Regions from separate parts of the Homo sapiens genome. Here region 2 is linked to region 1. Evidence: chromatin loops called from intact Hi-C (ENCODE). Cell type or tissue: heart left ventricle. All regions are shown on one strand. Links, peaks and the distances in the headings refer to the core of each region. The heading gives the core; the rest is flanking DNA.

Region 1 (2,895 bases), core at 108-2,607:
GGCGCGGCGCGGGGCTGAGGATCGGCGCGGCCCGGAGGCGCTGGGGACCGGGGCGCGGGCCCGGGGCCGCCTTTAGCCGGCACCGAGGGCGCGGGGCCGGGGATGAGGGCGCCCGCCGCGGGGAGCCCGTCTGCGCGCCGCGGCACCTTCCCGCCCAGCGAGCGAGCCCGAGCAGGCAGACGCGCGGCCGGCGGTCTGGGGGCGCGCCGCCTCCCGGTCCCCAAAATGTGAAGCGGGGAGGGCGGAGACGCAGAGACGGCCCGGCCGGGCGCCCTCGCCGCCCTCCGGCAGCCGCGCCGCTCCCTCCGCTGCACGCCCAGGCCTGAGCAGCGAGGCCACCGGGCCGCGCGCTCCCAGCTTCGCTCGGACGCGGCTTCGGCCCGCAGAGGGTTCGTGGCCCGGACGCGGCGAGAGCTGGGCCCAGGACGGTGCGTCCGGCCTCGCCCGCGGCTGCTCGCACCAACAAGTTTGAACAATGATCACCGTCAACCCCGATGGGAAGATAATGGTCAGAAGATGCCTGGTCACCCTGAGACCCTTTCGGTAAAGTTCCCTCCTGGTTGGTTTTTTCCCCAGGGGGGCGCCGGGTGGAGGTGGGCGAGGTCGGTTCCTGCGAACGTTCAAGTCCTGGTGGCAGAGGGGGCGGTTCACACTTCAACCCCTGGTGATGACCAGTGGGGCTGGGCTGGGGGAACGGATGGCGTTGGGGTTCGGGGTGCGGATGGGGAGGGTTGTGTTATTCGGGGACCTGTCCCGAGTTGGGCAGGGTTGGAGAGGACTCGGGGTGCAGAGGTAAGAATGGGGGCAGAAAACCCCCAGGTCGTGGTCCTGGGCCCAGAAAGTTGCCCCAGCCTGCGCGCCCCTTCCCAGCCCCTCAGGGTCCTTCCTCACCCCGCGGACGGTCCCATCCGGGTGGCAAAGTTAGTGTGCGGCGCCTTGGAGCTCCCCCTCCGGTCCCTCCCGTCCCGCCCGTCTGCCCCTAGGTCGGCTACCCCCCAACCCCTCCGCCTGTGCCACCCTCTCCCCAGCCTTTGGTGGCACTGCTCTCCTCCCCGCGGGGCTCGGGCCTGGCTCCGACGAGAGGGTCCCGAGATTAGAGCGAGGACTCGCTCATCCCAGGATTCGCCCCCGATCGCAGGCGTCGGAGAGGCGGGGGCAGGGGCGGCGCTGCAGGGCTACGGGGCGGCTGGAGCCGAGGCTGCGGCGGAGCGTGGTGGGCGGGCGGTGGCGAAGGCGACACGCTTCGGGCGGCCAACACCTGGGGGCCCAGGCCAGGCAGGGCTGGGGCCGCGCGGGACTCACTGGACCCAGCCAGGGGCCCCCAGGGCCCAGCGGTGCCGGGGCAGCCCCCTCTCCTCCCAGGCATCCGCGGAACCGGCCCGCAGCGGGGTGGGGAGGGGGCGCTGCCCAGTGGACGCCCGGCGGGGCCCGAGTGTCACCCCGTGGGTAGCTGGGCAGCGAGGAAGCTGGGGGAGTGACCGCCCCGGCGCGGGGGCCGGACTCGGGACGTGGCCACAGGTGGGCTCCGGGCGCGGGAAGGAGCCCGAGAAGGCGGAGCTTGCAGGGGCCCTGAACTCTTGCCCTCCAGGTCTCGGCCCAGCCCCACTGTGGTCCCCCTGCCGGCTCCAGACGGGGATGGGGGCGGGGAGACGGTGGCTCACCTGGAGCCCGCCTCCCAGCACACCGGGCCTGTCTGCTGGGCCGAGGAGGCAACCCCAGGGGACGGCAGGGGTCAGGCTGGACCTCTGCGGTCCGGGGGTCCGGGAGGCCCGGAGAGCTGGTGCAGGCCGTGGGTGGTGATGGGGGCGTCGGGAGCCCATGGGAAGCAGGGCGGGAAGCAGGCGTCTCTGGAAAGGGCCTTGCTCCTCCAGGGAAGGCCTTGAATCCCTGGCCTGACTGGGAACGCTGGAGGGTCCTCGCCCCTTCCGACCCCATCCCTGTCCCGCCCTCCGGGCCGCTGGGTGTTTCCTGGCGCGATTGGAAGCAGCCGCGAGACCCCAGCACCACGGACAGTGCTCGCGACCCAGGGCTGCTTCCCTGTCTGGTCCTGCCCTGGTTTTCTTTCAGGCCCTTATCTGAAGGCAGGATTGGGGGTGGAGGTGCATGGGTCCCCAAAGTTGTGTAACTTCACCCCAGGGTCTCCCTGGGCTGCCCGGAGACCCGCAGCCATCAGTGAGTCCCTTCAGTTGAGGTGGGGGGCAGGCTGCAATCATAGCACCCCAGCTTATTCATCCTCAAAGGCAGGCTGGGGTCCTGTTCCCTGTGGTTTTCCCAGGGCTGCTGGCAGGGTCTTTATTCCATAGGTGCCCCTGGAATGTTGCTTGAGTGGATACATGGATGGCTGAAGCCATTTTAACTTGAATCCACTCCAAATGGCCCCCAGCTGCCTTGGGGGACATTGAACCCCAGGATGGGGTTCTGGCAGAGGGAGATGCAGATGAGGTGTGTTAGGGGGCTTCAGGTTCTGGGCTGAAGGGGGTAGACACCTTTCTCATAGCAGGGTTGTTGGATCCTGGCAGGCAGCCCAGGTCCCCAGCTCTAAATACAACTCCTTCACTCCCCTGGCCTCTTCTCCAGGGACTAGAGACATGAGTGGGGGAAGTCCGTCCTTGTCCTCAGACTGGGAGGACAAATAGCTGATTTCCCCTGGGATCTCCCTGAGCATGGGACAGCACCTCTCCTGTGCCATGGCCGTGGCTGTTGTCTCCAGAGCCACCTGACTTCCTCTGAGGGACCCCAAGATCTGAGCCCCACCCCCAGGCTTGGTGGAATTCCGTGAGGCGTCCCTCTGCGCTAAGGAAAGTGTCCCTTGCGCGGTCTTGCCTACTGAATCATGTCTCCTGTCCTTCCTGCTGGGGGTGTGGTCTTCGAGTCTCTCCTTGGAGCTCCCAAGCC
Region 2 (2,895 bases), core at 243-2,742, 400 kb after region 1:
GGTGGTGCATGCCTGTAATCCCAGCTGCTTGGGAGGCTGAGGCAGGATAATCACTTGAACCTGGGAGGCGGAGGTTGCAGTGAGCCGAGATCGCGCCATTGCACTCCAGCCTGGGCGACAAGAGTGAAACTCCTTCTCAAAAAAAAATTCAGGCCAGGTGCGGTGGCTTATGCCTGTAATCCCAGTACTTTGGGAGGCTGAGGCAGGAAGATTGCTTGAGGCCAGGAGTTGGAGACCAGCCTGGGCAACATAACAAGACCTCATCTTTACTAAAAAAGTAAATAAATAAAATTAGTCAGGTGTGTTGGTACACACCTGTAGTGCCAACTACTCGGGAGGTTGAGGTGGGAGGATTGCTTGAACCCAGGAGGTCACGGCTGTAGTGAGCCACGATGGCACTGCTGTACTCCAGCCTGGGTGACAGAGTGAGACCCTGTCTCAAAAAACAACAAAAAAATTTTCAGTGGCCAGTTACTAGATAGCATTGTTTTATTTTTTGAGGACACTCTCTCTCTCTCTCTCTCTCTCTCTCTCACACACACACACACACACACACAAAGGAAAGAAAAAAAAGAATGAAGACCAGTCCTTTGAACACCTTCAGCTTTACAAAACAACCTCTTTGCGTTGTCTTCTTTTATCTCCTTTTGCCTTGGACAGGTGAGAACTTGTCACAGGCTGGCCTCGGCCCTCAGCCTGGTGTCTGGGAGCCCTGAATGGCTGGGAGCGGGGGAGGGGTCAGCAGTGATCTCTTTTAGGGCTAATTGTGTAGGTCGGGGTGGCGGGAGGTATGGGGGTGGTGGTGGTGAAGCCTCTGGGTTTCCAGACTTAGGAAGTAAAACTACAGGCTACGCAGTTACACCTGAATTTCAGATAAACAATCATTTCTTTTAGTGTAAATATGTCCCAAATATTTTATACTAACAGAAATTATTTGCCGCTTATCTGAAATTCAAGTGTAACTGGGCGGCCTGTATTTTATCAGGCAGTCCTCGCCAAAAGACACTTTCAAGGAGATTTGGGACTGAGCAGAGTGTGCTAAGGAGACCTGAGATGATGCCTGTGGGCGCCGAGTGGCCGAGTGACTCTCGTCTCCTGACTCTGCTCCCTGCGACCCGAGCCACCTGCAGCTGCAGCCCCTGTGGGCCTGGAGCCCGTTTCGCAACACCCCCACCAGCGCCGCTTGGCAGGGGTATTTATTTATGTTTTTAATGAAAGCAAATTAAGATTCACTTACTCTTGAGAGCTGTGCTACGATTGCCCTTGTGATAAGTGGAGACACCTGGCTTTTCTCTACCTGGCCGGTTGCCTACGAGAGAGGCCTGCGTGGGGTTCAGTTTCCCAGGCTGGTCCCGCAGTGGCTTTTCAATCCGTCATCAAATCTTCATCAGGCGTCTCTGCACACAGCACTGAGGGAAGCACTGGCGTCCAGGCTATAGTCAGGCTCCCTGCCCTCCATCACTCACCATCTACCTGGGGGTGCAGTAGCGCCCCAGGAAGAGTGAAACAATAGGTATATTATCCCCAACCCCACCCATGGCACGGGCATTGCTGTCCCCCACAGAGCAGATAAGAAAACTGGGGCTCAGATGTTGAAGGACCGTGTTGAAGAGCACAGAGCTGGTTTGTAGCAGAAGTGGAATTTCCACCTTGATCTCTGGGTTCCCTCTACCAGACCCATGGTTCTCAGCCCAGGGAGCACTGAAAAAAGCTCCAGGCCCAGATATTCTGATTTAATTGTTCTGGGGTGGGTACTTTTTAAAGTTCCTGAAGATTCCAGTGTGCAGAGAGACCTGGGCCTCCCCCCACCATTGAGACAAGTGCCTGCTCCGGCTGTTCAGAGGAGGCAGCCCCACAGCAGGAGAAGCCCCTCTCCACTGAGGACAGATCAGAGTCCGCAGAAAGAACATGCCGGGGACTGGATGGCTTGAGCAGCGCTGAGTGGGAATGCACGAGGGACACTAGGGCAGTGACTGGCCCCTCCTGCAGGTCCGGAGGGCTCATGAGGCGAGTAAGAGGGAAAGCTGAGATTAAGTGAGATTCTAGGCTGGGCGTGGTGGCTCACACCTGTAATCCCAGAACTTTGGGAGGCCGAGGTGGGCAGATCACCTGAGGTCAGGAGTTCGAGACCAGCCTGGCCAACATGGTGGAACCCCATCTCTACAAAAAATACAAAAATTAGCCGGGCGTGGCGGCGCACGCCTGTAGTCCCAGCTACTCAGGCGGCTGAGGCAGGAGAATTGCTTGAACCCAGGAGGCAGAGGTTGCAGTGAGCTGAGATCATGCCACTGCACTCCAGCCTGGGCAACAAGAGCAAAACTCCATCTCAGAAAAAAAAAAAAAAAAGGATGAGATTCTAGATGGAAGCTAAAGGATGAGATTCTAGATGGAAGCTGGAGGATGAGATTCTAGATGGAAGCTAAAGGATGAGATTCTAGATGGGAGCTAGAGGGAAGCTAAAGGATGAGATTCTAGATGGGAGCTAGATGGGAGCTTGCCTCAGGCTTTTCTGTTGATGTTTCTCAGGGATCCTCTCTTCCCCTGGAGCAAAAGGCACAGATGAAGTGTCAGGGAGGACGCCAGTCCCATATCTTCTTCTCACCCTGGAGTGGCAGTTTCCTCACAGAAAGCCCATCCTGGCTCCTCCCCCTGCAAGGAGGGATGTGGAGGGACAGAGGAGCAGCAGGCAAGGCCAGCAGGAGGTGACATAGGCAGGGAGGACCAGGCCAAGGTTGGGAGGAGTCTACATTTGGCGCTGGGGTTGGACACCTGGCTGACCTCTAGTGTGTGGCCTTGCGGTGGCTGATGGATGCCCCTCCACCCCCATCCCACAGTGCCTATGTTCCCCAAAGGGTGTCCCGTGGAACTGGCAAGGTGCCTTGTGATGAAAAGGTT

What was found. A loop is a pair of places that touch in the nucleus more often than their neighbours do. Peaks named below come from ENCODE experiments on the same cell type or tissue, not always from the same donor. Only the 100,000 strongest peaks of a DNase experiment are listed, where the experiment ranks them.
Region 2: a loop joins it to region 1, with 2.7 times the contacts of the local background. A loop is called at or near these places in 9 of 110 quality-filtered maps.

What each region holds. Positions count from the first base shown.
Region 1 is chr17:76,868,555-76,871,449 of GRCh38, forward strand. It overlaps MGAT5B (alpha-1,6-mannosylglycoprotein 6-beta-N-acetylglucosaminyltransferase B), which reads left to right. Exons shown (of 18, transcript NM_001199172.2): 1 at 1-543. The coding sequence starts at 476. Among named protein-coding and RNA genes, the nearest start is that of MGAT5B, 1.6 kb to the left of the region's middle. In heart left ventricle, for the core only: no CTCF peak of the experiment used is centred there; DNase peaks (open chromatin) are centred at 977 and 1,337; H3K4me3 peaks cover 1,050 bases; H3K27me3 peaks cover 2,388 bases.
Region 2 is chr17:77,263,705-77,266,599 of GRCh38, forward strand. No RefSeq gene overlaps it. Among named protein-coding and RNA genes, the nearest start is that of LACAT1, 11 kb to the left of the region's middle. RefSeq lists enhancers at 2,277-2,778, 2,779-2,895. In heart left ventricle, for the core only: no CTCF peak of the experiment used is centred there; no DNase peak of the experiment used is centred there.